Linked DNA regions of Homo sapiens: region 1 is linked to region 2. A link is a loop called in an ENCODE intact Hi-C map of the cell type or tissue named here. Cell type or tissue: spleen. All regions are shown on one strand. Links, peaks and the distances in the headings refer to the core of each region. The heading gives the core; the rest is flanking DNA. Region 1 overlaps TM7SF3 (transmembrane 7 superfamily member 3). Region 2 overlaps FGFR1OP2 (FGFR1 oncogene partner 2).

Region 1 (16,973 bases), core at 6,767-10,766, 50 kb after region 2:
AGGCACAGCTTTAATTAAAACAATGAATCTTTATAAAAATAAAAGGATGTTTCAGGGCTACTGAGTGCTATCTATATTTAAAGTGCTTTATAAAAACCAGGATGTATTTTCAAGCTCATAATAGACTCACATCTGGCTCTTCAAATAAAAAGAGTTCACAAGAATGAAGTGGGAAAATATTAACTGTAAATGACAGTCCAAATATTAATAGTGAAGTTTAAATTACATCAATTCCCCCCAAAAATTAACTCAATTTTACTACAGAGAATTAGGGACTTGAGAGAGCTGGTCAAATCTACACAACTGTCGTCATGTATATTCTAAAAGCATTTCTCAGACATGGGAGACAGACGTACCTCGCATAGCCTAGGTTTGCTGGGGCAAACTTGATAGTCGTTTCAAAGAAATTATACTCCAAGTAAATGTTGGGATCAATATCTAAATCGAACTCCAAATTACAGCCTCCAGGGACAGGATCTGGATAAGAAATAGGGAAGTTACTAAACAAACAATTCCTACATATCCAAATCATACTCAGAAAAACAGAACTCTATCTACTCTTACAAAAACTTCCCAAATAGAAGTTAAATATAAACGTAGAGCTTCTAGTCGTATACTATTTCATGAACTGAGGTTAAAGAGGGTAGAGTTAACTGAGGTTCAGGGCCCTAGAGCAGGGCAGAGCCAAAATTTTCTGTAAAAGGCCTAATAGTATTTTAGGCTTTGTCAGTCTGATGGTCTCTGCAGTAACTACCCACCCCAGTCCTTGTGGCAGGAAAGCAGCCACAGGCAATACGTACAGGAAGAGGCATAGCTGTGTTTCAGTAAAACTTTATGTACAAAAACAGGCAGCAAGCTGGATCTGGCTCATGGTCTGTAGTTTGCCAACCTTTCCTCTAGAGTTAAAAAGATCGGCTATTGGTTGACTACTTCTGGCCAGGTTTGGAATGCAGATACACAGTGTGTATATATGTTTCAATATCATGTTGGAATCTTCCTCCAAATTCTATGCTCTTCTTTCATACTCTCCTTTTTCTGCACTTATGGATCTTTACCACACCACAAATGGTATGTATGCCAGCTGAAGCTCCTCTGTTCATAATTTTTCTTTGTACACTGTCCTTGACGCAAGCCTTAATTAAGTCTATGGTTTCTTATCAGGTAATTAGCCTTTTGTTATAGCTAACATTTCCTATCTTCTACTCCAGTAATCTTCTGGATTCTCCCTCCTTTCCTAACTAGCGCTCCCTCTCCTTCCCTTTACCCCCAAGCTTTAAGAGTAGTCTAAATTTATTCACCTCACCTTCACTCCTCCATCCCTGTTGTGCCACTAAAGTGACTCTCATAAAGGGCCACCGCTGACTCCTACTTGCTCTAGCATACGGACACTTTCAGTCAGTTCTCTTGACCTCTCCGTAGACTGTAACTTACCACTTCCTTTTTTTTTTTTTTTTTTTTGAGACGGAGTCTTGCTCTATCACCCAAGCTGGAGTGAAGTGGCGCAATCTCAGCTCACTGCAACCTCTGCCCACCGGGTTCAAGCAATTCTCCTGCCGCAGCCTCCTGAGTACCTGGGATTGTAGGCACCTGCCACCACACCTGACTAATTTTTGTATTTTTAGTAGAGATAGAGTTTCGCCATGTTGGCCAGGCTAGTCTCAAACTCCCGATTATATAAATTATACCTGCAACCTGCTTCGGCCTCCCAAAGTGCTGGGATTACAGGTGTGAGCCACCGTGCCCGGCCTGCTCCCTTTTAAAGGCAGAAACTCCAGGCTTTCTTCCTACCTTCTTGACTACTCCACAGTGTTGTGCTTATTCCTCAGGAGTTATTATCCACCAGAAACAGTGCCTGACACATAGTAGGCACTAGTAAAGTATTTGCTATGATTTTTTTGCCCTAAATATCCAAGTACATGCCTGGATAATCTCACTCACTGCCACAGCTTTTATTAACAGCTATTTAGTTGGGAATCTAATCTCACCCCTCCACTCCAGGCCCTTATTTAAATTATGTACTCTGCATTTCCATCCAAATGTCCTACAAGCATCTCAGACTGTGTCCCAAACTGAAGTCATCACCTACTCCGTCCCACCTCCCAAAACATCCAGCACCACCATAACCCTGTTCCTACACCTATTTTGTATCACTATTTCCCTGCTGCCCAAATAGGAAACCTATGCTTCCCTCTTATACTCCATAACCACCAGTCATTGTGTTGTATCAATTCCACCTTCTGGATATCTCAAATCCTGCTCCTCTTCTCCATCCCGCCTCTCATGGCCTCTGTTCAGATCCTCATTTCTCATTTTGTGCTGAGTCCTGACTCTGCTGCGCCCTCTCCAATCCATCCCCACACTACTTCTAGAGTTAGCTTTCTAAGAGATGAAATGGACTACACCATTCCTCTGCTTAAAAACTCTATGCCTCCTTAGAACCTACCTCGAAATAAAGTACAAACCTCAAATTGTATGCAAGGCCCTCCACACTCCAGCTGCAGCCACACTCACAACGTGCCATTCTCCAAATCATTTTTCTTCATGACGTCGAGCTTACTGCTTCTGCTTAGAACAACTAAACTGTTAAGGACTATGTCTTGCCTTAACTATTACTGCTTCTCCAAGGGCTCCCTAAATGTTTTTCGAATGAATAAACATGTTCTCCTAGTCACTACCTGAGCTTTCAGTCATCGTGCTAATTCTCTTACTATAAAATATTTCTGATTATAGGCTGGGCGCAGTGGCTCATGCCTGCAATCCCAGCACTTTGGGAGGCTGAGGCGGGCGAATCACAAGGTCAGGAGTTCGAGACCAGCCTGGCCAACATGGTGAAACGCCATCTCTACTAAAAATACAAAAAATTAGCTGGGCCTGGTGGCGGGCGCCTGTAATCCCAGCTACTTGGGAGGCTGAGGCAGGAGAATCGCTTGAACCCGGGAGGCAGAGGTTGCAGTGAGCCGAGATCGCGCCACTACACTCCAGCCTGGGTGACAGTGCGAGACTCCATCTCAAAAAAAAAAAATCCGATTATATAAATTATACTTGCAACAAACAATCTCAATAGGATAATTTTCCTTAAAGTTTCATGAACACATTCCATATTCCAAAGAGTAAGAGGGAGGAGAAGACAGAAGGGTTACCTCTTTCTGAGTAGGAGAGTAGGATAGCCATATTCTGGACAGGCTGTATGCCTGAAGTCCCCAAGTACCAAGTGCATGTACTCTGCTCTGGTCTAAGGATGAAAACCAGTCCACTGGCAGTGCCTGTTTCCGAGGAATTGGAAAGGAGAGTCTGCAGTCCAGAAGAAACATTGTCATGAATAGGAAGTCGACCAAAACATAAATTACTGAGCTGATCCAGTGTGCATGTCCTATTCCAAATCTTCCCAAAACAAATAGAAAAAAAAAACCTTCCTTAAATAACCAGGGAATTCTTTTCATCTCTATGTTCACATGCCCACACATATACATGGAAAAAGCATTCTTGAAAAATATACGATTGTCTTAGTTAAGGCTGCTATAACAAAGTACCACAGGTAAGGTGGTTATAAACAACAGAAATTTATTTTCGCAATTCTAGAGTCTGGTGGTTCATGATAGCGGTGCCAACACAGTCGGGTTCTGATGAAAGCTGTCTTATAGGCTGAAGACTCCCAACTTCTTGTTGTATCCTCACATGACAGAGAAAGGGCAAGAAACATATCTGGGGTCCCTTTTATAAGGCCACTAATCCCATTCATGAGGGCTCTAAATGGGGGCCCATGACCTAATCACTTCCCAAAGACTCCACTTCCTAATATAACACACTGAGGATGAGTATTTCAACTGTGAATTTTGTGAAGACACAAACATTCTGTCTGTAAAAATAATCTTTGATCAGGAATAGCAGATGCACAGTGAAATTCCCAAGTGTTTCAATTAATTTGAATTAAGATTTACTATGTCAAATAATGTTTTATCTTAGTTTCTAAGACCACTAGGACAAAAACATGAGACCTGGCCCCAAGGAGTTCAGTTTTCGAGGTACCTTTTAAATTGTGTTATAACTGACAAACTATAAACTGTACATAAAGTATAATTTTTCTTTTTTTTTGAGATGGAGTCTCGCTCTGTCACCCAGGCTAGAGTGCAGTGGCGCGATCTCAGCTTACTACAAGCTCCGCCTCCCGGGTTCACGCCATTCTCCTGTCTCAGCCTCCCAAGTAGCTGGGACTACAGGCGCCTGCCACCACACCTGGCTAATTTTTTGTACTTTTAGTAGAGACGAGGTTTCACCATGTTAGCCAGGATGGTCTTGATCTCCTGACCTCGTGATCCGCCAGCATCAGCCTCCCAAAGTGCTGGGATTACAGGCGTGAGCCACCGTGCCCGGCCCATAAAGTATACTTTTAAGTGTTGATATACAGACACCTGTGAAACCATTACCACAATCAAAATAGCAAATGTATGCATCACCCCAAGTTTCCTTGTGCCCCTTCCTAATCCTTCCTCACACACTTCCTCTCTACCATCCCCCACTCCCATCTGCTTGGAAAGTTTTTTGAATAATAAAATGCTAAGCTAAAAGGTAACAGACTCAAGAGGTTCTATCAAAGCTAAGGAAATGGGAAGGAAAAGGTAGCAGAGTAGTTTCAATTTGATAAGCATAAGAAAGAATGACTCAAATATTAATTGATAAATGATCAAGTCAACAGTTTCAAAGAGCCAATTGCCATCACGACTCAAAAAAAACAAAAGTGCCACACTTTATTAGGAAGGGCACAGGAAACAGAAGCACTTCTCTTTACACAGACCACTCACTTCCTGAGCCATGTGCAGTTCTGGCCATCATCTTCTAAGTAATATAACAGTGGGAACTAAAGGCAGTCCAAGAAATAAAATGATAATTAAGGACAACTAAGACCCTTTCTGCATAGAAATCAAGGCCCAAGATGCTGCCAGCTAGGTCTGTTTTATCACTGGTGATGCTGACATCTCTTTATCCAAGTTCTGCTTCCTCAGATGTAGAAATAGGCATCACTACTAATTTGTTGAGCTTTAATGAGAATTAACCATATGGAAACCAAACACAGGGGTTCCTAACTGGGGGCCTGAGAGTCTGAGTTTTTGAAGGGCCCCATGAAATTTTATATTTATATTTGAGTCCATAGACTTGAGCAGTCTATGGCTCCAGGAGCTTAAGAACCACTGGCCTAGGACATAGCAGGCGTTCAACAAATATAAACCCTTATTTCACCCATCCTCTCTCTTTTCCTTCAAATGTTGTCTTGCTGTAATGTCATTAGGAAGAAACACACTGTTTGTCAATTAAAAATTGTTTTAATAGATCTAGTTAAAAAAGAGAAGAAGAAAGAACTCATCTATGTGCCATTTTACTAAGTCTCCTATGTAAGAGTCTGAATAGGAAGCTGTCTTTTGAATTCAGTGCCATAAAAAACTTGGCCTCCCCTGAGGAACTGGCATGCTCCTTCCTTTCTAAGGAAGTTATGAAATTTAACATGCTTTACCTTCTGCTTTAGCTGCAAAGAACTTGGGCAAATTCGACGTATGTGTGACATCGGTATCTCTTGTAATTAATACTATTTATTCCTTTCCTTTTTTCCTAAGCTGAATTCTTCCATTTCTAGTCTATTAACTACCCCCCTACACACATACCCCACAACACACACGCACACACGTGCACAACCACATGCACACAATTTCCAAACCTCTATGGTAGGGGAAAGAAGGCAGGAATAAAAATACACAAAATAGTAAGAAAGATAGTGTGACCAATGCCTCTAATATTATATATGGGCTGGGGCGCAGTGGCTCATGCCTGCAATCCCAGCACTTTGGGATGCCCAGACAGGCGGATCACTTGAGGCCAGGAGTTCAAGACCAGCCTGGGCAACAGAGCAAAACCCCATCTCTACAAAAAAAAAATGTTAAAAATTAGCCAAGTGTGGTGACATGTGCCTGTAGTTCCAGGATCACTTAAGACCAGGAATTTGAGCCATGATCACACGACCACATTCCGGCGTGGGTGATGGAGTGAGATCTTATCTCTAAAAAAAAAAATAAAAATTTTAAAAATTTACATATGAATTAGATTAAGACAGAATTGTTTACCAAATTCCAGAATATTATAATATAGGCTTAGGACAAATAAAAAGAAGTATAACTTCATACAAGGTGAAATGCATGTATTGGTCTAGGGCATCATAGAGACTAAATGCAGATAGATTGTAAAAGATTATATAAATGGCAGACTCTTCATAGCTTAAACTAACCCAGAGAATTTTAAAAACTTTCTAAGGCTGAGGTTGAGGTTAAGGGGTTTAGTGATGACATCTATAATAGAGTCCTTAATACTGCTGGAGGCATAGCACAGGGCTGGATGAACTGAGCACTATAATTTTTTTGTTGTTTGCGTGACAGAGTCCAAAGAATAAAGTTGATATTATAGGGTTCTTGGTAAAGTTCAATACTATAGCTAAACAACAATGAAAACCCATTAAACATATATTCTCAGGTAAAAGTTATTAAGGCCCCACTAAAGTAAGAAAATGAAAAGGTGGGAATTCACGAAGAAAACTTGCCTGCATAGTGGTGACATTTGTCACAGGGTGCCCTTCTCCCCAGCTCAGCTCTCCATTACCCCTTTTTAGGTCAGAGACTGCCACACTCAAGAAAGGCCTGAGATACTCTCAGTCACTAACTTGAAAACATCCTATCTTGATTTTTTAAAATTTAAGACATAAGATCATAAACATAAAAGAGATAGAGATATCAAATTCTAATGCTCATACTAAATACCAGACCCCCAAAATATAGAAATGATTTTTACTAAAATAATTCTTTGCACTTACCGGAGAAAAGGAAACAGTTGTATTCTGATACTGTGAGTGTATTTGGAAAATAAGAAAAGTCACATTGCTTGAAATATCATGCAAAATAGCTTCCTCTGGAAAGGGCCTATTGAGCTCGAAGTATCTAAATTTCCCCACAGAAAATTCAATAAGACCTACAACGAGATAAACTTTTCATTACAACACTTGTACTCTCATATCAATTTGCAGAAATCATATTCATAAATGAATGTGGAATTTAATCCTCAGAAAAACTCCTTGAGGTAAATATGGTTATTGCTCCTATTTCACTGCTAAAGACAATGTGGCTTAAAAAGTGATGCAGCCCATCCAGGGTCATCCAGCCAGTGAATGGTAGAGCTCAGAACTAAAATGCAAGAGGTATTTCAAAAGGTATGCTGAAGACAGGCTCCTGGAACCCAGAGAAACTTCCCCTCTGGTAGCAGCAATAACAATGATCTCTGGAACAGAGTCCCTGAATTTAAAGATGACAATCCTGTGGGGCTACTAACAATCATGAATGTGCTGGTGTTAAAGAACCATAACCGTCTAGTGAATTCTGAAGTCAGCGTAGCCCGAAGAGACACAGGTGGCTGCAATTTAATACCGGTGTTTACCAGCTGTGTGATTTTAGGCACGTTCCTTAAATCCCCTTAAGCCTCAATTTCCTCATCTGTCTAATGGAGACTGCAAAGGAAGGTGAAATCAATACTGACAAAAATGTCCAATGAGCACCCACACCAGGCACTGCACATAAAATTGTGAACCACAGGCATTCTGGAAAAGAGAGCTTTTGTTTGCTTAAGGATCAAACTGAGTCCATAAAAAAGATAGGTTATAACAAGAACAGTTTTTCAACACCTCCTCCAGGCCTGTCCCATCTGTCTACTTGCCTCCATGGTCTGCATCTCACTGACTCTGTCCCCACTTCTCTGTGATGTGTTTCTGCCAGCTGCACACCAGCTCATCTTTTTTCAATCTAACTCTCAAATAATCCTTTAATTAGGTTGCTTTTACTCCTGTGCGGTCCTGGATTCCTACCCCACCCCCCATCCTACAGTCAGTATCTGTCTGCATGAACAGCAGAAAAGATCCCAAGTTTCACATAAGCAGTCTTGGGGGTTCAATTCTAAACAAACAGACAAAAGATTTAGATTAAATATAGATGAAAAGGAATTGATGAAAAAAGATTATAATTCACCCGAGTCCCATAGTGGAACTGTCATGTTTTATTTTAGAAGGTAATTAGAGTCAGTGGGCGGTAAAACATTTCAGATACTAAATAACTTAATAACACATTCTTATATACCATGTCCCAAAAAGGTCAATTTTCAACACTTTTTTTTTTAATACGAAAGCTCCACTGGATGATTTAAAACCAAACAGAACCAAAAAAATCAAGAATGAGTAGCCTGTGGAAGAACAGCCAAAAAAAAGACACAAATAGTGTTAAGACTAGAATAATCTTAACCTCTATATATTTTCCCTAAGCTCTGTGATGCTACATTACATTCATAACTTAATGTTTTTTTAAAAAAATGATAGAATAAAACGTTACAATTTCATTTCTAAAACTCTAGAGAAAATTGTAATAGTTTTAACAATGACAAATGAAGATAGCATATTTCCTATTTATGGTACCAGAAAGACATTTTACATTTTAAATGGACCAAACTCCAGCTGGAACAGAGGTTAAAATATTAAGGAATGGCCAATAGAATCTGGGTAGGGAAGTCTGGAAAAAGTTTGTGTGCACGTGTTTTTTCTTTTTAAAAAGAAACAAGAAAAACATGTTTATATTTTCCAGGCCTTCCCATTATCATGATTATTTTATTAGAAAAGCAAATTATACATAAAACTATATGGATTTCAGTAAATTACACTAAAAATGTTTCATTTATTGCCCTTCAAGTTTGGTCCCATCCATCATGCATCCTCCAAGTCTTAAAAATTCCCACCCGTATTGGCAGTATCAGTCTGCTTTCCTAGAAATTAATCAGATTTCTATCCTTTCACTGTTCACAGCATTCAACTCACTTACTATCCTGCCTTTTCTAGTCTACATCTTCAGTTTTTCCTTTTTGTTCTCATTTTCCCTATTTGGCAATATTTATAAGGTACTCATGGACTAGGCACTCTAGTTGTTGGGCACCATGATCAAAACTGACACAAACAAATTCATAAAGGTTATCCAAGGCTTCTGTAATTATCACTTAAATTTGCCCTTTGATATTATTTTAGAAAATGTTCTAATAATCCTCATGTCTATCTCCCATGACATGAGCCTTCCATCAGAACAGTATACAGAACCTTTAAAAGCCCTGGAAGAGACTGAAGCCATCAACTAGAGAAGCCTTCATGGTAAACTTTTCTTAACCTTCCCTTAACCTATCACCCAGGATGAGGATGAATCACAACTCAAAAATACTTGGAGAAACAAAACTTTGGAAAGACAGTACGGAAACACAGAACCATGGAAACTAAAATACATTGTTAAACAACTGATGACTTGACAAAATAAGTAGGGGGGTATTAAAAGCAGGTATCTCTTGGAGTATATTTTAACTGATTTTTTTTTTTTTTTGAGATGGAGTCTCACTCTGACACCTAGGTGGAGTGCAGTGGCGCAATCTTAGCTCACTGAAATTTCCACCTCCAGGTTCAAGCAATTCTCCTGCCTCAACCTCCTGAGTACCTGGGATTACAGGCATGTGCCACCACGCCTGGCTAATTTTTGTATTTTTAGTAGAGACGGGGTTTCACTATGTTGGCCAGGCTAGTCTCGAACTCCTGACCTCAAGCGATCCGCCCATCTCAGCCTCCCAAAGTGCTGGGATTACAAGCATGAGCTACCCTGCCCGGCTGATTTTTCTTTTTTTTACACTTGTCCTTCTTTTTCTTTTTCTTTTTTTTTTTTTTTTTGAGACAGAGTCTTGCTCTGTCGCCAGGCTGGAGTGCAGTGGCGCAATCTTAGCTCACTGAAATCTCCACCTCCAGGTTCAAGCAATTCTCCTGCCTCAACCTCCTGAGTACCTGGGATTACAGGCATGTGCCACCACGCTCGGCTAATTTTTTGTATTTTTAGTAGGGACTGGGTTTCACTATGTTGGCCAGGCTGGTCTCAATCTCTTGACCTCGTGATCCGCCCACCTGGGCCTCCCAAAGTGTTGGGATTACAAGCATGAGCCACCACGCCAGGCCAACTCTACATTTTAAATGTTTATAAAATAGGAACACACACTAGAAAAAAAAAGGGACAAAATGGGACATTCTCTCAACATTCTGTCACTGTTTTGCTTTCCCTTAAAATGGTAATATTTTTCTAGAAAATATATAATCCTTATAAAAGGTGCTAAATAAACAGAAAGTCAACTCCTCCAGCAAGTACAATGTACAGAAATCACCACTGCTAACAGTTGGGATATATCTTTTAGGGCTTAGGCAGATATAAGCATGCATATTTCCGCATAGATGGAAAAAGATATAAATATGTTTGATATTGCCCATTTAACAGGTCTTATATATCTTTCCATAGCAACACAGATAATGCTAGCTTTACCATTTTAAAAGCTACAGAGTATTCCATTCTGGGTATGTACCATAATTATTCACCCAATCTCCTATTAATGAACATCTAGGCTGTTACCATTATAGCATGAATAATAAATTAATAAGAAATAAAATAGTTCTGATTTTGTGGAAGACTATTCCAGAAAGCGTATGTGTCAGGCAATAAATCTATTTGAGAGAGTTTTTGCTGTGACAGTGTAACAGATGACCTTTGACCTTAAATGGTTAAACTGTACCTAAAAAGTCTTGTTCTAGTCTAAGATATCCAGAAATAAAAACAAATAGACCATGTGAGAATACACAATGATTAGGACCAAAAATTAATCTGCAGTCTTTGCTTCTGAATTCTTCTTCAAGAAATATACCTGAATTTCAGGAATAATTACAACTTTCATCTGTTATTTCCTGGATTTCCCAAAAGCTACAGGAAAATGATGCCTCATCATCTTCCTTTCCTCAAATGCCTACAGTGCGAACCAGGCAGAAGCCAGGAAATAAAAGGGAGGGACACTGTATACATTATGTAAAACCTGGTCACTTGACAAAATAGGTAGGGGTATTAAGAGGAAGTATCTCTGGGGGTGTATTTTAAGTGATTTTTTTTCTTTTCATTACACATTTCTTTATTTCTTAAATTTCTATAGTGACCATAAGGTGTCCTTTTCATAAGAAATTATAATACAGTGATTATACACCCTGGCTATCCATTACAATCATCTGGAGGGGATTAAAAAAAAAACAGAACACTGCTGCCTGGGACCCTCTCCAGATGAGTTAAATCAAAATCCCTGGGGCTAAGGTCCAGGTATCAATTAAAAAACAAATATCCATTAAATACTATGCAGAGAAATACAGAAAGTTTACACACCCATGAATTAACCAGCACCTAAACAGCATTCTAGCATCTTAGTGGTCCCCCTGTGGCCCCTCCCAATCACATCTTCTTTCCTCCCCAGAGGGAAATAGGGTCCTAAGTTCAAACACTAGGAATTTATTTGGACGAATTCAATTGAATAGAATTTACAGCACAATTTTTGTGTGTTTGGCTTCTTTAAAATCAGCATTATGTTTGTGCAATTCATTCCAGCTGCTATAGGTAGCTATAACTCATTACCATAATTGTATACTTCATGAAATAACATGCCACAATTATCTGTTCTACTGTTAATAAACATCTGTATTTCTGGTTTAGAGTTATAAATAACTCTAAACATTTTCTGTGCATGTCTTTTGGTACACGCATATACACATTTTTGTTGGGTGGAACCTGTGAGTAGAATTATCAGGTAATAGGGTATTCTCATCTTCAGTAGATACTGCCAGTCTTCCAACAATGTTTTGCCAATGTATACCGCATCAACTTACTGTAGGAAAGTGTTCCAATTGCCCAGAAGTCTCACCAACACCTGGTATCATTCATTTATCTGCTGAGTATATAGTGGTATCTCATTGTGATTTTAATTCGCACTTCCCTAATTACTCATGGGTGTTAAGAAACCTTTGCTTTGCTTATTTGCTATTTGGATATCCTCTTTGTGAAACAGTCTGTTCGAGTCTTTTACACATATTAAAAATGGAACTGTCCTTCTTCAATTTTAGGAGTTTTTAATACATCATAGATATGAGTATTCTGACAGATACGTTGCGAATATATTCTCCCACTCTTGTTGCTTGTCTTTTCACTCTGTTACCTTTAGATTAACAGTTTTCATTTTAGCAGTCAATTTCAGGTTTTTCCTTTATGATTAGTCCCTTTTGTGTCATTTTAAAGAAATCTTTGTCAACATATACCAAGATCATGAAGATACATTCCCATGTTAACTTCCAGAAGTTTGTTTTATCTTTCACATTTAGAGCTAAAAATCAAGCTGATGCTGATTTTTACACATGGTGTAAGATAGAGGTCACAGTTCATTGTTTCATATGTTCATCTACTTGACAGCAACCTTCACTAAAAATACCACCCTGTAGTACCCCATGTTCTCTCACTTATAAATGGGAGCTATGTAATGTGTACACATGGGCCTACACTGTGGACTGATAGACATTGAAGACTGAGGAAGGTGGGAGGGGGCCTGAAGATGAGAAATTACTTAATGAGTACAATGTACATAATTCCAGTGATGGATACACTAAAAGCCCTGACTTCACTGCACAATATATCCTGTACCTACACTTGTGCTCCATAAGTTTATACAAATAAAATAATTTAAAAATACCACCATCTCCCCACCCTACTGCTTTGCAGTTCCACCTTTCACATAAGTCAAGTGAACATATGTGTTTGCTTCTAGAGTCTCAATTGCATTCTACTGGCTTATTTGTCTAGCTATAGACACCAATCCTAACACAAATATTACAACTCTCTTAACTCCTGCTCCAAATTTGTTCTTCCTCCTCAAATTTATCTTGACTATTTCTGATCCTTTACATTTCCATATAAGTTTTAGAAATCAGCCTGTCAATATCCACACACACACAAAAAAACCTGCTGGGATTTTGATTGGGATGGCCCTGAATATATACATTAATTTAGGAAGAAATGATACCTTTAAAATATCTTTATCTTTAGAATTTTGTAATCTATGAATTTCCGATATTCCTCTATTTCTTTAGTTTCTCAATTTATCTAAAGAATGTTGAGATGTATTATGTTATTTTCTCTGTAGAGGTCTTTACATATCCCATGATTATCATCCCAGAATACGTAATGTTTCTTGAGGCTATTTTAAATGTACTTTTTCTTTTCTTTAATTTTATTTCTTAACGTTTTGTAGAGATGAGGTCTTGCTATATTGATCAGACTGGTCTTGAACTCTTGGCCCCAAGAGATCCTCCCCCACTCAGTCTTCCAAAGTGCTGGGATTACAGACGGAACCACAGCACCCGACCCTGCTTTTTCTTTTAAATGTCTATTTCTAGCTGTCTCTTCACCAATATATCTTTTATAAAAAGTTCTCCATGTAATTCTAATGTTTAGCTGGGTTTGAGAACTCCTAACATAGTGTTTGATAAACAAGCAAAGGATAAATATGTATTTTTTTCCCAGTCTTAGTTATCTCTAACCTAACATCTGTGTGAAAATACTTTGGCAGTGTAACCCTGGCAATCTAACATCCATTGTACAATTTTTTTCAGAAGATTGCTTTAACCAAACCAGTTGTGGTTTGATTCCTGGCTGTGCAGGATTTTGTCATTTTTGATGTTCCAACGTCTAACACAGTATAGTCACCTAACTGGCATACAGTAAATGTTTGTTAAATGATGCCTGAACTATGTGACCTCAGGCAAGTAATGTACTTCCTCTGGGCTTCAGTTCCCTCAAAGTAAAATTGAGGTAACTGTGCTGCCATCAGTTGGCTGCTGAAAGTATCAAACAAATGGGAAACAACTTTTAAACTGCCCAAGGCTACACAATAAAGCATCATTTATTAATTTCCATTAGCTTTCCTGTGCTTCACACATTCATCTCCTTATTGAAAGAAAAGAAAGAAAGAAAGACAATCAGGCACTCAGAGCAGCCCTACGAAAAAATTAGTGGGAAGAAAGGAACTAACATGTACAGGGCATTCACAGAAATTCCAGGCACATCATAAGCATTACGTTGAGAAAGAGACTTCCGAAGAGTGACAACAAAAGATACTGAAAGTCAAGACAACTTAAACAGCTCAGTCTGGTAGAAACTCATTTAATTTCTGCTCATAAAAACAGATTTAGCAAAAGAAGACACATACTCAAAAAATATCCTGAAGAAGCTAACAGGAATTTAACTTCACCTCTAAGGCATATGGAAAAGGATTTATTAGAAGCATTTTATGAGGCATAATTATATCTTATGACTTGCAGAGTAGGAGGAAAAAAGACAGCACATCAAAAGATATTACAAAGCAAATGGCTAACATCAAGTTGGGGCACTTACATTAGCTTTCCTCTAAAAAGAAATGGCTTTTTTTGCCATCTGACCTATAGTAGGGACTTGAAACAATTTTTCACACCCATCTTCCATTCTTACCCAGAATCACTTTTTCTTTCCAATAATTCCACTTTAAAAAGAGCTGCCCAATCCTAATACTTTCCTTTTTCTTTCCGAATCAGATCCTAATCTGGCAACCATAAAAATTTCCAACTCTTCCTTTTTACTATTTTACTAAAATTTACTTCTACTGTTTGTGTTTCAACACAACAACCAAATTCTAAGAGAAATCCATCATAGCCTAGTCTTCATAATTCTCTTCACATTAAAAACAAAAATGGTTCAGCTACTTGAGTTGGTCAGCAGTCAACCGCCCCTCCCAATTTCTCATTGTTATCTTCTTACAAATGTTCAATAGCCCTAAAGGTTGAAAGGGAACACAAAAATGAACATATTAGCTTCACACACTTTTTAGAGAAAGACAGCACTTGCAACTAACCATGAACAGCCTGCTACCTTGGTAAAGCATCATCAATAGCAAGAAGACTGAAAGGCCCAAATGATGCTGTGCTCAAGTCCAATTACTATGAAATTCCACGGGAGTTACTGGATATGAATCTAAACAAATGAAAGATGTTAAAGGCAGCAGTGAACTGGGACTCCAAGAGAAGGGAAAACTGCTTAAAAGTATGATCCATCTCATGTGCCTACTGGTCACAGAAAGCACCCTCCTCAGACATTCTAGGAACTCCATCTGCCACGTTCCAAGATTTATTTAGCATTCAGGCCACTACAGAAGTCATGCAAGTTAGCTCATCCTGCCAAAGATGGGTAAATCCTCCTAAATTACAGCAGATGCTCAATTTCTTCAGTTTGTATGGTTATCAGAATTATCATCATCAAACATCAATCCAGCCATTTTCTAGGAGGATTATGCAAGTCCTGAACTATGTCCTTCTACCTTTCTATACTGATTTTTAGCTGATAGATGTGGAGAATATCAGCTTTTATTATCACTCAGCAGTTAAGTCCCCACATTGTCCCTCTTCTGCACAGAATGACAATACCAATGCAAGGCAAAAAGAATAACATTGAGGAATATCAGTGCTATAATCATAGCAAAGAGGCAAAAAGCAGTGTCTGAAAAAAATTAATTTCTCAATTTATTCATATTTTTTAACTTTTGTATAAAAATTTCTAGGTATTAAATACTAACACCAAGTAGAAAGAAAAAGTTCTGGACGCCTGCTCTCCTGACTCAGGGGCTGGCCTCGATCAACTAAAAACTCTAATATCTCAAATTCTTCACCTGTTAAAATAGAGATAGCATCTCTTCTACCTCCATCATAAGGCTATTTTGAAGAATGAGGATTCACAGAAGGATTAAGTACAAAGCACCATGCCATGTAAGATATTCTTATTGGAAGACAGCTTTACGGAAGTGGAAGGACTATGAAATTTGCAGGGAGACTCACCTGGGTTCAAGTCCTATCTGTAACCCTAGCAGCTGTTCATTTGTTCCTCTGACAAGGGAGGAAGATCATTACATTGTAGGGTGGTGGGGATTAAATAACACTGCACGTGGAAAGCACCTGGCACACACTATACAGAGTGAATGTTAGTGCCCTATTATAAGCAAGGTTTTTCTGCAAAAAAAAAAGTTGCCCTTTTCAGCTTTGGCCTCAGTCCTATATACAAAGATCCTAGAATTCAGTTTGCACAAGGGCTTTTCAAAGATAAGTGCATAGCAACACAATCACATTATTCAGAAAATATTATGTTTCAGAACTGCAACTAGTCTATTAACCTCAAAACAAAACAGAATGTGCTTAGTTTCATGGAAAAGCACATGATGATCTGCCTGGCACAACTAGTGCCTTTTACATTTTATATTAACAAACCATGAGCTGTTGCCCAAACCCATTCACCAAGCACAAGACTTACAATCTAACATCCCATTCTGAGTTCTCACTGAGATGAACAAGAATTACCTGAAATCGGCCGGGCGCGGTGGCTCATGCCTGTAATCCCAGCACTCTGGGAGGCCAAGGCGGGCAGATCACGAGGTCAGGAGTTCGAGACCAGCCTGAACAACATGGTGAAACCCCGCCTGTACTAAAAATACAAAAACTAGCTGGGTGTGGTGGCGGGCGCCTGTAATCCCAGCTACTCTGGAGGCTGAGGCAGGAGAATTGCTTGAACCCGGGTGTCGGAGGTTGCAGTCAGCCAAGATCATGCCACTGCACTCCAGCCTAGGCGACAGAGCGAGACTCCGTCAAAAAAAAAAAAAAAAAAAGTCACCTGAAATCATCAAAAATGGTGTACTCATAGGGAGCCAAGCCCGGGCATGTTGCTTCTTGGCTCCCACAGGTGAATTTGAAGTGGCAATAGAACTTCGTTGATTCTTGTTTTTCTCATTTTAGTTTTACTCTCTATTAAATTGTTATTTTTTACAGTTCATTTATGGATGACAAGTTATTTCCTGTTGGTAGCTGCAATGATTGGGAATTTTGTGATCTCTGTAAACGAATTAATATCTCATAGAGATCTATTTCCTGTTGGATATGAGACAACAGAGAACACAGTTTTTGTCCATTTGTCTTTTTTAAGGTCAAATCGATTAGAAATTTCTTGCCCTCA
Region 2 (16,973 bases), core at 7,957-11,956:
CAGTTTATGAGATTAAAATTACAAGTATTTCCTTTTCTATTATTTTTTTAAGAGATTGTATAATAATTGGTGTTATTTCTTCTTTAAATGTGTGATAGAATTTGTCCTTGAAGCCATCCAGGTCTGGAGATTTTTTGCAGAAGATTTCTAATTACAAATTCAGTTTCTTAAAATAATTATAATAGGATTATTCATAGTTGTCTGTTTCATCTTGTGTGACTTTATGTAGTTTGTGTTTTTTGAGGAATTAGTCCATTTCATTTAAATTATCCAATTCATGTGTATGGAATTTATTATTGTGTTCACTTATCCTTTTAAGGAATTAGAGGTCTGTAGTGATGTCTCATCTTTCCTGATATCCCTTCTTTCCATTAGTAATTTATGTCTGCTGACTTTTTTTCTTGGTTAATTTTTCAGGAGGTTTTTCAATTTTTATTTTTTTCCAAGGACTGGCTTTTTATTTCATTAGGTTTTCTCTGTTGCTTTCTTGTTCTCAATTTCGTTGATTTCTACTCTTTATTATTTCTTTCTATTTACTTTAGGTTTATTTTGCTCTTCTTCTCCAGGTTCCTAAAGGTTGAGGCTTACATAATTGATTTGAGATCTTTCTAATTTTCTAATATAAACATTTAATGCTATAAATTTGCTTCAAAGTAGAGTTTTACATACATGCCAAAATTTTTGATATTTTGTATTTTCATGTTTATTTAGATCAAAGTATCTTCTAATTTCCAGAAACTTCCTTTTTGACTTATTATATAGAAGTACATTGTTTAACTTCCAGATGTTTGGAGATTTTTCTTGTTATCTCTTAATTACTTACTTTAGTTTAATTTCATTATAATCAGAGAGCATAATTTGTACTGGCTAGGCGTGGTGGCTCACGCCTGTAATACCAGCACTTTGGGAGGCCTAGGCGGGCAGATCACCTGAGGTCAGGCGTTCAGGACCAGCCTGGCCAACGTGGTGAAACCGCATCTCTACTAAAAATACAAAAATTAGCCGGACATGGTGGCATGAGCCTGTAATCCCAGCCACTCGGGAGGCTGAGGCAGGAGAACCGCTTGAACCCAGGAGGCAGAGGTTGCAGTGAGCCGAGAATGTGCCATCGCACTCCAGCCTGGGCAACAAGAGTGAAACTCCGTCTCAAAAAAAAAAAAAAAAAAGCATAATTTGTATGATTACAGTTCTCTTAAATTTGTTAAGGTTTGTTTTGTGATCCAGGATGTGATCTATCCTCATGAATATCTTGAGCACTTAAAAAGAATGTGTACTCTGCTGTTGTTGGTTGTAGCATTTCATAAATATCAATTCAAGCCAGTTAGTGGATGCTGTTCATTTTGCCTATATTGCTGATTTTTGTGTACAAAGTCTGCCAGTTACTGAGAAAGGAATGTTTAATTTTTCAGCAGTAAGGGTGGATATGCCTATATATCCCTTCAGTTGTTTGAGTTAGTGCATTTGTATTTTGAAGCTCTTTAATTATAGTTGTATATACATTTAGGATGCTTATGTCTTCTTGGTGATTGGGCATTTTATCATCATGTAATGTTCCTCTGTCCCTGGTAATTTTCTTTTCTCTGAAGTTTACTTTGTCTGATATTTATTTATTTTTTGAGGCAAGTCTCACTTTGTTGCCCAGGCTAAAGTTTAGTGGCGTGATTGTGGCTCACTGCAGCCTCAACCTCCTGGGCTTAGGTGATCCTCCTACCTCCACCTCCCAGCTAGCTGCGACTGCAGGTGTGTACCACCACGCCCGGTTAATTTTTTGTATTTTTAGTAGAGGTGGGGTTTGGCCATGTTTCCCAGGCTGTTCTGGAACCCCTGGCTTCATGATCTGCCAGCCTTGGCCTCCCAAAGTGCTGGGATTATATGGGCGTGGGCCACTGCGCCTGACCTTGTCTGATATTATATAGCCACTCTAGCTCTTTTCTTAAATATAACACCTTTATTGAGATATGTAATTCACATACCATACTATTCACCTATTTAAAGTGTACACTTTTAGGGTTTTCAGTATATTCAGAGTTGTGTAACCATCAACAAAATTGATTTTAGAACATTTTTCCCGCGCAAAAAGAAACCGTATGTTCATTAACAGTCACTTCCCATTCCTCCTTCCTTTTCCTAATCCCTCAGTCCTAGACATCCACTAATCTACTTTCAGCCTCTGTGGATTTGCCTCTTTTGGACACTATATAAATGGCGTGATACATTGTCTTTGTGACTGACTTCTTTCACTGAGCATAATTTTTTCAGTTTTCATCCATGTTGTAGCCTGTTTCAGGGCATCATTCCCCCCTACTTTTTTTTTTTTGCCAGATATTCCACTGTATGAACACATCATATTTACTCATTTATCAGTTGAATAATATTGCTGTGAACATTCATGTACAGTTTTTTGCATTGACATACTTTCATTTTCCTGGTATGTACCTAGGAGTGGAATTGTTGGATCACATGTTTAACCTTTTGAAGAACTGTCAGACTTTTCCAAAGTGGCTATACCATTTCACATTCTTTATATCCTAGCCAACACTTACTATCTTTTCTATTATAGCCATCCTAGTAGGTATATCTCATTGTGGTTTTGAATTGCATTTCAGTGATGGCTAGTTATGTTGAGCATGTTTTCATGTTCTTATTAGCCCTCTGGTTTTCTTTTGACTAATATTTGTACAGTATATCCTCTTTTCCATCCTTTTAACTTTTTTTTTGGAGGCAGGGTCACACTTTGTCACCCAGGCAGGAGTGCAGTGGCACAGCCAGGGTTGACTGCGCCCTCACCGTTCCGAGTAGCTGGGACTACAGGCATGTGCCACCACACCCAGCTAATTTTTAAATTTTTTGTAGAGACAGGGTTTTGCCATGTTGCCCAGGCTGGTCTTGAATTCCTGGGCTCAAGCAATCCTCCGATTTTGGCCTCTTAAGGTGCTGGGATTACAGGTGTGAGCCACTATGCCCGGCCTGTCCTTTTACTTTTAACCTACCCATATCATATTTAAAGTGAATTTTATATAAACAATGCATAGTTGGGTCCTCTTTTAAAATTCTGATCATCTGTCTTAATCTTATCTAAATATAAATGTCGAGGACATTTATATTTAGTGAAATTATTAACATGTTTGGATTTAGTTCTGCCATCTTATCATTTGTTTTCTTTTTGTTCCTTTGATATTCCTTTGTTTTGCCTTTTCTCTGTCTTTTGGGTTATTGAACACTTTTTAATTCATTTCAATTAATCTATTGTAGTTTTGACTATTATCTCTGTGCAGTTATTTTAGGGATTTATTAGGAATTACAATATATGTAAATTTTTAAGTCTACTTAAAATTGATATTTTTACAACTTCAAGTGAAATGTAGAAATCTGATCAATGTATAGGCCTTTTTAGCCTCCTCCCTTTTTCTTGTAGTTATATATTTGCCTGCATAAATTAAAAATCTCATTAGATAAATGTTATAATTCTTGTTTTTAAACATTAGACATTTAAAAGAACTAAGAGGAAAATAATTACCCAGATATTTACAATTTCAGTTGGTCTTCCTTTGTTCCTGATGTTCTAAGTTTCCTTCTGATAACACTTTGCTTCTAACTGAAGAGTATTCTTTATAATAAGTCTACTGGAAATAAGTTCTTCTTTCTCTTCAGCTGAGAATGACTTTTATTTCACCTTCATATATGAAACATATTTTTGCTGGATATAGAATTTTGGGTTGATAGGTCTGTTCTTTCAGCATTTTGAAAGTGTTGTTCTACTTTTTACTGGCCTTCATTTCTGTTGGGAAGCCTACAGTCATTCAAATTGTTCTCTATGAGTAATATGTCATTTTTCTCTGGCTGCTTTCAAGATTTTCTCTTTGTCTTTAGTTTTTGGAAATGTGACTACAACGTGTCTGGAGTTAGATCTTGTTGGAAACTCCTGCCTGGGGTTTCCTGAGGACTGGGAATGATGAAGACAAGGTTTCTTAGAAGGAAGCAAAGTGTTACATCATCGAAATGTATAAGTTTCAACTATTGAAGTTAAATATGTTTTTATATTATTGGATGACAAGTTAGAATGCGCTTGGGAGAATACACAAAATACAGTATTTTAGTCATTGTGAATATTGTGTCTTTTCGGTAGGGGACTCTTCTAAGGTATTCATAACGTAAACATACTAGAATATTTAAGAATATTGCCTGGCATGGTGGCATGCACCTATATAGTCTCAGCTACTCAGGAGACTGAAGTGGAGGGTCTTTGGAGTCCAGGAGTTCCAGCCTGGGTGATGGCAAGACCTCGCCTCTAAAAATAACTAAACTTAAAAAAATAATAATAAATATTTCTAAACCATGGAGAGAGGCAACTCCATAAAATCTTCTTAGAGATGTTCAGAAAGTTGTTCAGGAATGGTTTTAGTCGTTGATTCACCATTACAGTTTTTCTTTTTCATTTTGAGATGGAGTTTCGCTTTTGTTGCCCAGGCTAGAGTGCAATGGCGCGATCTCAGCTCACTGCAACCTCCACCTCCCAGGTACAAGCGATTCTCCTGTCTTGGCCTCCCAAGTAGCTCAGATTACAGGCTTGCACCACCACGCCCTGCTAATTTTTTTGTATTTAGTAGAGATGGGGTTTCATCATGTTAGGCTGGTCGCGAACTCCTGACCTCAGGTGATCCACCCACCTCAGCCTCCCAAAGTGCTGGGATTACAGGTGTGCACCACCACACCTGGCCTACAGTTTTTCCAGATTAATTTATTTACAAATGAAGCATGAATTAACCAGTATCCTATGCTATCCAAGGTAAGTTTTCCCATTCGTGTTTAATATTGTGGCCATTTTTTTCTACTTAAATGAAATGTTTCATGGAGTAGTATCTGTTTGAGGTTTTTTTTGTTTGAGACAGAGTTTTGCTCTTGTTGCCCAGGCTGGAGTGCAATGATGCGATCTTGGCTCGCTGCAACCTCTGCCTCCCGGGTTCAAGCGATTCTCCTGTCTCAGCTTCCCGAGTAGCTGGGATTACAGGCGCATGCCACCACACCCAGCTAATTTTTGTATTTTTAGTAGAGATGAGGTTTCATCATTATTGGTCAGGCTGGTCTCGAACTCCTGACCTCAGGTGATCCACCTGCCTCAGCCTCCCAAAGTACTGGGATTACAGGAGTGAGCCACCGTGCCTGGCCCTGTTTGAGGTGTTATGTGGTACTATCAAGTAGCCATTCTGATTATGTCAGTTTTTATCTTCATGGATCTTACAACTTGATGGTCACAATGGTTCTTTTGAAATTTGACAGGCCAAATTTTGTGTATCTATCATGGAGTCTTTTAACTTCTTCATGGGTTTATTTTACAGTTTCATATGAGGCTTTTGCATAAGGACATTTAGTCAAAGCATCCCGCTTATAGTAACGAACTTTAAGGTATTTCTATGGTATCTACAATATTGTTTCTACCTTTATGATAGCAGTTATATTAGGCAGCTACCATCAAGCCATCAAGTAGTTAATGTATTCGTTGTTTTTTTTTTTTTTTTTTTTTTTTTTGAGACAGAGTCCCGTTCTGTCACCCAGGCTGGAGGTGCAGTGGCACAATCTCGGCTCACTGCAAGCTCCGCCTCCCGGGTTCACGCTATTCTCCTGCCTCAGCCTCCTGCGTAGCTGAGACTACAGGCGCATGCCACTACGCCCGGCTAATTTTTTTTTTGTATTTTTAGTAGAGACGGAGTTTCACTGTGTTAGCCAGGATGGTCTCGATCTCCTGACCTCGTGATCCACCCGCCTCGGCCTCCCAAAGTGCTGGGATTACAGGCGTGAGCCACCGCACCTGCCCTGTATTCATTGTTTTTAAAAGGATATCTGAGAAACCTCTTTTCTTTGCAGCATTTCAGAGAAGTGGATTATTCTAAAAGCATATCACCTATTCATGTATATATTTACTTTCAGTAAGTTGCTCCATCTTAGTGGAGCACAGTTAAGTCATTTGATCAGTCTGGCTTCTGGTAAGAAATTGAATTTTATCACAGTGACTGATGTACCTGTTGCATATCAAGCCTGATACTGCTGATTTTTGTTTTTAAGATAAAACCCATTAACAAACAGTAAAGTCAGGATTTGGTACTAGAAAATTCAAAAGTTTTGTTTTGGACTTGAATACTTCTTGAGTTATGGAATCACAATCATGAGATTTTCCTTGCAGTAGGTAAAGGTTGCTGGATTAATACTGTTACACAGTGAATGGTAATATGAAAAAGAGAGAGTAGCAATATTTCATGATTACTCAAATGATAGAAATTTTGGATGGTTTCCTTTAGCAATAGGGATTTACTATGCATGGTAACATGAGGTTTAAAGACCTAGAATAACCTCTGAAGATGCTTTGATTAATTCAGTTGAGGTTTATAATTGCTCGGAGGCAGGGAAGCTAAACCTTAGCTGCTGAATTAAGGTATACGATTTTTTTTTTTTCTTTTTTTGAGATGCAGCCTCACTCTGAGGCCCAGGCTGGAGTGCAGTGGTGCTATGGCTCACTGCAACCTCTGCCTACTGGGTTTAAGTGATTCTCCTGCCTCAGCCTCCCAAATAGCTGGGATTACAGGCACCCCCCGACCAGGCCCGGCTAATTTTTGTATTTATTTATTTAGTTAGTTATTGAGACAGCCTGTTGCCCAGGCTGTAGTGCAGTGGTGCAATTTTGGCTCACTACAACCTCTGCCTCCCAAGTTCAAGCAATTCTCTTGCCTCAGCTTCCTGAGTAGCTGGTATCACAGGTGTGTGCCACCACGCCCAGCTAATTTTTGTATTTTTAGTAGAGACGGTGTTTCACCATGTTGGGCAGGCTGGTCTTGAACTCCTGAATTCAAGTGATCTGCCCTCCTCGACCTCCCAAAGTGCTGGGATTACAGGTGTGAGCCACTGCGCCCAGCCCAAGGTATACAATATAATAGACAGTGGGGTTTTGATGTCGTGTTGTTAATACTCCCAGGACACAGGGTACTATTTTTGTACTCAAAAAGATTTATGATTATGTAGGAAGACTATCTAGACTGAGGGCTATTTAGCTATCTGATCATATATAGGACCTTATTGCGTTTTATTTGGAAACAGATCCTGTCTATTGCATTTGTAGATGTTATGTTTTAGTGTGTAAAGAAGGGTTCTTCTTATAGTAGTCCCAACAATATCATTTACAGATTAGGACTGTTAGAGAGTTCTATTACTTGAGTTCTATTAAACCAAGGTAAACTTTATTTTCTCTCAAATCTTTTACAATTTGTTGTAGAGTTTCAAATTTGTCTTTTATTACTTTCACCATCTGTTATAAACTATTATTTTTACTATAAAACCAATTTTTTTGGTTATTTCATTTTTCTTAGTACAAGTCAGTGCCCGTCCTTTTTTTTTTTTTTTTTTTTAATTTTGCTTTACAGACAGCTTTAAAAGTTTACTCAGAAGGATCCGATGTTCTATAGTAATGGGATTAATGGGAGTTATAGTGATGTCCATTTAACCTATTTATGTTAACTTTCTTAACAAATAAGAAAGTTGTCTGTCTACAGTTTTAGATAATTTCCTTTGGAAATTTAGAGGAAGTACAGGGTATTGTTGGGCACTAATGCCTCTCTCAGAACGGCATCTTCGGATAGATTTTGGGTAGTTGTCCTTTTGGGTATTAGCCAGTATCAGACAATATTGGTTCCTTTAATGGCCCTTTTACTCCTCATATTTTCAAGCATCCTTATCTAAACCTCCTGAATCTTACAAGACAAATCTTGTGGTGGTTTTCTCTAGAGAGCCAGAAGTTATATTAATTTCCAGCTTGTTTACTTCTTAAGGCTCTCTGGAAATGTCTGATCATATATTGGACATTTTCTAAATTGGCGATTTAAATAACAGGAGAAAGTCTTCTGAAATTGCCTGATGTGTTTTATGAAATATTTTATACTGTTGAGTTATTTAAATTTTCTCTTTGCTACTTGTTGCTTTTTTTTTTTTTTTGTATTGGAGGGGATAATCATTAATTGGACTAGTTGGTACAGATCTGTAGTCCAGGGCAGTGGTATATAACAAAGTCCTGAATTCTGTGGCAAATTGCTGTTTTAATAAAGTTGATGAAAGTCTTTGTTTATAACCCTTCACTTGGATCTACACCAAATTTTAATTTAACTTCTGTAGACGTGGCTTCTGGCCTGGTAATTTAGTGTGATTTTATTTTTTGAGGAAACCCTGAAGAAAGGATGACTTATATTGAACGTTAGGTAAAACTTAGTAGAAAGATAAAAGATTTCAGCTGGGCACGGTGGCTCACACGTGTAATCCCAGCGCTTTGGGAGGCCAAGGCGGGCGGATCATGAGGTCAGGAGATCGAGACCATCCTGGCTAACACAGTGAAACCCCCGACTCTACTAAAAATACAAAAAAATGAGCCAGGCGTGGTGGCAGGTGCCTGTAGTCCCAGCTACTCGGGAGGCTGAGGCAGGAAAATGGCGTGAACCTGGGAGGTGGAGCTTGCAGTGAGCCGAGATCACGCCGCTGCACTCCAGCCAGCCTGGGCGACAGAGCGAGACTGTGTCTCCAAAAAAAAAAAAAAAAAAAAAGGAAGATAAAAGATTTCAAGGAGGGTAAGTGTAAGTTTCAGGAGAAACTTAAAGTTTTGGAAAGAGACTTTAAAATTATTAAAATTTTGTTTGAGGTTTCTACATACCAGTTGAAGAAGCTGACAATTGACTGTTTCATGTTTTGTCTCATATTTCTTTCAGCTACTCTTAAACATATTGCTTACTGATTTTAGCATATCAGAAGTTTCCTGTAATTACCAGTTTTGTCCTAAGTCAAAACTTTTTTTTGCACTTTAAGGAAGATGCAAGAGTTAGAATTATAATGCAACTTTATGTAAGAAGCAGAAGTTCTTCCAAGAAGAGGTTGAGACTTTAATGTAGCATGACACATTGAGGCCACTTCGGCTGGTCAGCAGTGTTTGTGAACAGTGTGTCAAGTCACCTGACCAAGCAGAGGTTAGGAAGCATTCTTACAGTCAAAGTTTTCAGACAGTCATTGACCCCAGAATACTGACCAGTAAACCAAATGATCTTCCTCAAAAGTGACAAGATAGGGAATGCCCTCATAAAGGGCAAATTTCTATATAACATTATATTCCTTGGACATGTACTTTTTTCCCCACTGTAAATTTAGAGTGTTTTAAATGCGTTCTAGTTCTGTCTGCAAATCTTTTAACTGTGTTCTAATTTTTTTGTAATAGTATAAATTTACTTTCAAGTTTGTAGTATCCTAACAGAAGCAAAACCACAGTGTTCTTAGGTGTTTTTTCCTCCCTGGACAGTGAACAATACTGTAACAAATGTGGCTTAAGAAGCATATCTGTGTTGACATGAAGCTAAAATAAAGAGATATGTTGACTTTATTTTGAGTCTTGATTTTAATTTTAATTATAGATATATCTTTAGAAATGAGTTGCACAATTGAGAAGGCACTTGCCGACGCTAAAGCTCTTGTTGAAAGATTAAGAGATCATGACGATGCAGCAGAATCTCTGATTGAGCAAACCACAGCTCTCAACAAGCGAGTAGAAGCCATGAAACAGGTTTGATTTTTCTTTCTTGTTCATTCCATTTATCAAAAGCAGTCATTGACATTTATGTATTGCTGGCTAATTAGTATCTAATTTTTTTCAACATTCTCTAAAATTTTAAAGTAGCTTGACTTGTGTGTTTCAGGTTTACTTTAATTTTGTCGTGTTCAGGTGATATACCTAGACATATATTTCTAAACCCTAGATTTGATCACTTATTTTGCTGACAGAGTTGCACATTTGAGTTTAGAAAATAAATGAATTTGTTAGGTCTAGAAACATTTGACAAAGACCAGATAATACCTTTTACTAATGTTGGTACACATTTTGTTCTGTCTTGTATAATGTAGAAATGTTCATATTTTTCTTTATAAAAGTACTTAGGTGATGCTGTTTAACAACAAAATAGCTTTTGAAAATGATGCAAGGTAATATGTGATTTATACTCTGTGCAGTTATTGTACCCATACTTGCTACCTTATTTTTCATTCAGTGCTACCAATTAAAGAATACATAAGGGCTTTCTTCTTGCTATTTTTACTATTGTATAACAGAATATTCCCATGGGCCACGGAGTTTAGACACTATTTTAACCTTCTTCTGATAAAAATTTTCAAGTCATTTAAGAAAATTATAAAATCTCTGACATTATGATGGAAATCAGAGGGGGAAAATGTATATTCACAGCCAAATCTCCTCATCTATTTTGTAAAAGGAAGCAATTCTGGGATAGTATTTTTAACAAAGCTACTGGAAATAGTGGAGCAAGTTTAGTTATTTGGTTTTACAACTGTGTTGCCCTAAACAGATTTACCTGCATCCCTAACCAACTGTCCAGCTAGACTCAGGCACTTCAGTGAACATATATCTGGTATTGAGTTGTTAAAAAAGGAGTTTGACATCTGAAGTTAAGAACCAGGAGTGTTATAATGAATATGTTACTAAGTGTCTCATGAGAATGCCTTGAAAATAAATAAGTGCAATTTTAAAATAAGATTCTCATTTTCTTAATGGAAAATCTTTTTGCATTTCTTTTGTACATGTTCTATTAAGATATTCACATACCATAAAATTTACTTTTTTGAAGGGTACAGTTCATTGGATTTTAGTACACATTTGCAGGTTATGCAGTATAACCACTACCTGATTCCAGAACATTTTCATCACCACAAAACCTTACATCCATCAGTGGTCTCTCTCTAGTTTCCCCTTTCCTCAGTCTCTGGCAACCACTAATATTTCTATCTCTTTGAATTTGCCTATTCTGGACATTTCATATAAATGGAATGATAAAATATGCGGCTTTTTGTGATTGGCTTCTTAACATAATGTTTTTAAGGTTCATCTATGTTATAGCATGTATCAGTACTTCATTCCTGTTTATTGCCAAATAATATTGCATTGTAAGGATACAGCACATTGTGCTTATCCATTCATCAGCTGATAGGCATTTGGATTATTTTACTTTTTTGGCTGGTAAGAATATGCTGCTATGAATATTTGTGTACAAGTTTCTGTGTGGACATATGTTTTCAGTTTTCTTGGGTATATATGTAGAAGTAGAATGGATGGGTCATATAATAACTCTGTTAAAATTTTTTGAGGATCTGCCACATTGTTTCCCAAAGCAGCTATGCCAAGCTTGTCCGACCTGTGACTTGCTGGCTGCATATGGCCCAGGATGGCTTTGATTGCGGCCCAGCACAAATTCACAAACTTTCTTAAAACATTATGAGATTTTTTTTTTTTAAAAAAAAGCTCATCAGCTATCGTTAGCATTAGTGTATTTTATGTGCAGCGTGATAATTCTTCTTCCGATGTGCCCAGGGAAGCCAAAAGATTGGACACCCCTGAACTACATCATTTTACATTCCATCAACAATGTATGGAAGGTTGCAGTTTCTTCACATCCTCTCCAACAATTGTTATTGTCTTTTTCATTACAGTCATCCTCGTGGGATATATTGAATTGCATTCTCCTAATGACTAGTTAGGTTAATTAAGTATCTTTTCATGTGCTTATTGGCCATTTGTATATCTTCTTTAGATAAATGTTTATTCAAATCCTTTGCCACTTTTAAAAATGGGGTTATTTTCATTTTATTGTTGAGTTGTAAGTGTTCTTTATATATTCTGGATACTAAGCTCTTATCAGATTTTTTATATGTATATTTCAGATATATTTATATTTATATATCATATATATATATATATATATATTTGCAGGTATTTTCATCCCACATGTTTTTCTCCCCCATTAGTATCAGGAAGAAATTCAAGAACTTAATGAAGTCGCGAGACATCGGCCACGGTCCACGTTAGTTATGGGAATCCAGCAAGAAAACAGACAAATCAGAGAGTTGCAACAAGAAAACAAAGGTAAGATACGTTACTTTTTGACATTAATCCCATTTCTAGTCTATATTCCTAAATCGTATTTATTGCTCTTTATCCTGTCCCACATATGAACATCTGCCTGGTTGACATCCTCTTAGATTCTCACCCTTAATATCCAGTTAGCACTGCTGTTGTTAGCTATGAAATAACCCAGCTTCATTCTCTGCAGTCCCACTGCATTGGCCCCCAGATTAGATGCTCAGTCTCTTGCCTGAAATGTCCAAACTGATCTCCCTGATTCCAGTCTCTCTTCCCCCTTCCAATCTGTCTTCAACATAACCATCAGATTGATATTTCAAAAATCAGTCTGATCATGTAATTCTTTTGCCTAAGAACTTTCATTATATACTTATTACCTTTTACAGGGTCCCTAAAAATCATTTCCCAGCCTTTTTTTTAAATCTTCTTCCCACAGCTTTCTTCACTGTGAACTCTTTGCTCTTGCCAACACCAATCACTTCCTAAACACGTCATCTGTTTTCATGCCTACCTGCTTAGAAGGTCCATTCCTTCACTTTTCAACTGAGGGAACTCACACTGTACTTCTACAAAGCTTCCACCAGTTTCTTCCCATAGACATCTCTTAAATCTATTTGACTTAACACTCCACTCTGCCACCTACCACATGCTTGTTTTCTCTACTAGACTCTTGAGGTCTGTGGCCCTTAATATAGAGGGAGCCTTGGCCGATATTAATTGCTGTTTAGTACATCTTTGTTGAAATGATTCTCAAGAAACAAGCTTAAAATATTCAAAAAACTAATACGGGACTTCATTTGGTGTCTCTTATTGTTATATGGCTAGATTTTTGTGCATTGTGTTTTCTTTTTAAAATGTCCCGTTCATAAGTTGCTTAGTGGAAGAGAATATTTTGTGTACTTTTAACTCAAGTTGGAATAAAATACAATATTATTCTTGATAGAATTACGTACATCTCTGGAAGAACATCAGTCGGCCTTGGAACTTATAATGAGCAAGTACCGAGAACAAATGTTTAGATTGCTAATGGCTAGCAAAAAAGATGATCCGGGTATAATAATGAAGTTAAAAGAGCAGCACTCCAAGGTAATCCATTCTATAAATGTGACCTGAAATGGAAAAGAGAGACGATTGATTATTCTGTGTTCAGATTTTTTTTGAAAAAAATCACAGGTATCTAGTAATGGCATTTTAACATGATGTTGAATGTTTCATCTTTTTAATTGACATTTTCTCCTTTTTCTTATTTTTCCATTTCTTGTTATATATCATTTTCTGTTTGATTTATAAACTCTCACTGTTTCTTAGAAACTTTAATTTGTACGTTGAAAAATAAATTTTATTTTGGATATAAAGGTAAGTCTGGTCTCTTCAACATTATTTTTGTAGGGCTATATACTTTTAAGAAATATTTCTTAAAGGGCTGGGCATGGTGGCTTACGCCTATAATCCCAGCACTTTGGGAGGCCAAGGCAGGAGGATCACTTGAGGCCAGAAGTTCAAGACCAGCCTGGGCAACATAGCATGACTCCATCTCTTCAAAAAGTAAAAAAATTAGCCGGGTGTGGTAGCACATGCCTGCAGTCCTAGCTTCTCAGGAGGCTGAGGTGGATAGACCACTTCAGCTCAGGAGTTTGAGGTTACATTGAGCTACGATCATGCCATTGCACTCCCATCTAGACAACCGAGTGAGACCCTGTCTCTTAAAAAACAGAAATTTTTTTAAGAAACATTTTTTCTAATAAATTTGTGTATTGACTTCTCTTGCAAAAACAAAAAATAATGGAAACCTTTTTTAAAATCTGAAAGCAGTTTAATGTAGATTTTTCTTAAGACTGTTTTCTGAATAAGGCTAATTCATCCAGACTATAAATGATCTTGTTTATTATAATGGAAAAAACATGGGGTTCAGGAGAAGAACCAACATAGTAAAATTTTGCTCCCTTGCCCCAGTATTGTATACCAGTTGACATCATTTTTTAGAAACAAAGCTGAAGTAGTTAGAAATTAGTGTTTTACCTGCTGTTCATCCCTTTGTCATCCCTGTGTCTATTCCCTTTGGTATGTCCCCATATTTTATGGCATATTTTATGGCAACTGCTATGAAGACAAGTAGAATAATCCTTTCTCACATATTTATTTTAAACTGAGTTTTAGTTGCTGATATGAAATAAAAATAATAAACTAGATTGTGGAAACTAGACTGTTACCTGTATTAGATAATGGTGAGCTGACTATTATTATTACCAATATTATTTAAGAAACAGTGATTATGAGCCTTCTTTTCCCCATTTGTTACAACAGAAATAGGAAAGGACATATTTTCATATTTATCTATTATTGAAACACATTTTAGATTCTTTAAAATACTTCTTCCATTTTGGTGCTTGTACGTGTTTTTAACTTATTAGTAATTAATTCTATTAGAATTAAATACCTATCAAATAGCTCTTTATATGCCTTTATTATATTAGAAAACCTAATGATAGGTACCTCTTGTGTCAACCAGTAAAATAATAAATTAAATTAAAAATTTGTGTTTAATGTTTTCTAATTATGCTATTCATCTCCTAATCAAATGGCAATCCAGGGATGTTTAAGTGGTGATCTTTTGAATACAAAATTTAACTATTGTTAATGAGACCATTCTAAAATCATTTAAATTTAAAGGTATAATAATAACTATAGTAACTAAGACTTTTTAAAGGCACTAAAAGGAGTTGACTTAATATTATTTGTAAGATAAATATAATCTTGAGAATTTCTAAAAGGTTTGTATGTTTTATAACCTAAAAATAAAATGTTAAAGATCTAAAGCGAAGAATACCATTACAAAAAAAGTGCTTAGAATAGGATAACTATAGCTTGCAGGTCCCATCTGGTAGCAACTATGACAGAAGCAAATGTTTCCTAAAATATATTAGATTTTACTATTCACCAGAGCTGGTTTATTAATTAGTAAGGTTAAACATTTCCTAAGATAGCTGTAAGCCATCCTTTTTTATTATGTAGATTGAATTCTTCATCTAAGTTCAGATGATCCTTGCCTCCCATAAAATGACTATTCAGTTATTTGTTATTAATTTTCACTAATACATATTAATGTTTGTGATTTTGATTTTTCCCAAAAAGGAGACACTTCGACTTAATTAAACAAACATTAATACTGGCACTGGGTTAGTTATGGGAAATAATAAGATGAATGTACAAGCTTGCAGTATAGTGGGAGATACAGACACAAACATAACAATCTACTATAAGGTAGGGCGTGATGAATCCCAAAGTAGATGAATTGTTACTGGAACGCTAGAGGGAACAATATTAACTGTCATAAGGAAAATCTGGAAAGGTAACAAGGAAGGGAAGAAAGTCTGTCTCAGTCCAGCCTTGAATTAATTATGGGCAGGTAGGTAAACAAGCAGAAGTGGGTGGGTGGGCAGAGAAACTTGTATAATAAAAGCACAAAAAGTATGGTATTGTAGGGTGTGTTTAGGTACTAGTGCTCTGATATGCCTAAACACAAAAGTAATTTTACAACACATTTAGAGCTAAGAAACAGAGTTACACATAACAGCATTTTGGATTGGAGTAAGAGATCCTTTTGAGACTGTTATAATACAGAACTTTGCCCTTAACTAGAAGTTTTTGAGCACATACTTAAAAAATCAGTAGAAAGTTTGAGAGCTCATTTTTACCCAAATACTAATTTTCATGTTATTTTTGAACAGATGCCTTTTTGGAAATCTTAAAAAAGCAAACATTTCAAACAGTTGGCTAACACGCATGAACTAACACTCATTCAGTTTTTAAATTACGGATGATATCCGTATTAACATTATAATGACTCTATACTACAGATTGACATGGTACATCGTAACAAGTCCGAAGGATTCTTCCTTGATGCATCTCGACACATCCTTGAAGCACCTCAACATGGACTGGAGAGAAGGCACTTGGAAGCAAATCAGAATGTACACTAAATAAACAGTCAACTTTTGGGGTGTGGATGGAAGGGGGGTCCATTTTAAAAGTGCTTTTACATTGAATTTCCCTCCCAGATTAGATCAGCAAATAAATGAAATTTATTAAAAGAATGTTGTGTCTTTAATAGCCATGCTGTTCAGTGTAGAAACTTTAAATCTCTCATTAATTTTCTGTGTATTGTATCATGTACAGCCTGTTAGATATTTGCAGGTTTTATAGGTTATTCAGTCCAACGCTTTATTTATTTGCTCTTGTTAGTTGTTGCTGTGAAACAGTCATTTCCTTTCTGGACATCAAAGATATTTTCTTGGCATTAATTTTAAACTGATTTCATAAGGTCAAAGTATTAAATGTTTTAATTCAGATTGTGGATAGTTTGTAGTCCTTTGATTTTGCAAATGAAATTAAAATGCCTTTGTTTAGATGTTAGGATTAAGTATAGTAGTGCTCTCTCCATTGTGTCTTAATTTTTTTTTAACTCACTTGTGGCAGGTCTTTATTGAATAAAGGAGGAATAAACCTAGACAGGGAGTTAGAAATGAAAGACATTTCAAGACAGTTCAAGGGTTATGTTGGTGACACTTCTTGTCTTCCAGACAGTTTTGAAAGCACAGATCTTGCCTCTTGTGCTTGTTAAAAAATCTGTGATACTTCTCTGAAGATTTTATAATTAAATAAGTGAACCATTACCATGACCTTTTATAAAAGTGCTGCCCTATTTGAAGTATTGGGTTTTTTCTCATGATGAGCTTTGTTAGACTTGGTACTGAAAAAATCAGTAGTTTTTTTCCTTCTATTTTAAAGGCAAAGAAATGCTTGCTTCAGCTAGGCATGGTGGCTCATGCCTGTAATTGGGAGGCTGAGGTGGGTGGATCACCTGACGTCAGGAATTGGAGACCAGCCTGGCCAACATGGTGAAACCCCATCTCTACTAAAAATACAAAAAGTTAGCCAGGCGTGATAGCGGGTGCCTGTAATCCCAGCTGCTCGGGAGGCTAAAGCAAGAGAATTGTTTGAACCTGGGAGTGGGAGGTTGCAGTGAGCC

Evidence for each region. A loop is a pair of places that touch in the nucleus more often than their neighbours do. Peaks named below come from ENCODE experiments on the same cell type or tissue, not always from the same donor. Only the 100,000 strongest peaks of a DNase experiment are listed, where the experiment ranks them.
Region 1: a loop joins it to region 2, with 2.0 times the contacts of the local background. A loop is called at or near these places in 12 of 110 quality-filtered maps.

Annotation. Positions count from the first base shown.
Region 1 is chr12:26,996,386-27,013,358 of GRCh38, forward strand. It overlaps TM7SF3 (transmembrane 7 superfamily member 3), which reads right to left. Exons shown (of 12, transcript NM_016551.3): 2 at 6,851-7,005; 3 at 3,141-3,291; 4 at 357-477. Among named protein-coding and RNA genes, the nearest start is that of TM7SF3, 9.5 kb to the right of the region's middle. In spleen, for the core only: no CTCF peak of the experiment used is centred there; no DNase peak of the experiment used is centred there.
Region 2 is chr12:26,944,714-26,961,686 of GRCh38, forward strand. FGFR1OP2 (FGFR1 oncogene partner 2) reads left to right here. Exons shown (of 7, transcript NM_015633.3): 2 at 9,432-9,580; 3 at 11,830-11,947; 4 at 12,888-13,030; 5 at 15,802-15,915. The coding sequence starts at 9,446. Among named protein-coding and RNA genes, the nearest start is that of FGFR1OP2, 15 kb to the left of the region's middle. In spleen, for the core only: no CTCF peak of the experiment used is centred there; no DNase peak of the experiment used is centred there; H3K27ac peaks cover 1,760 bases.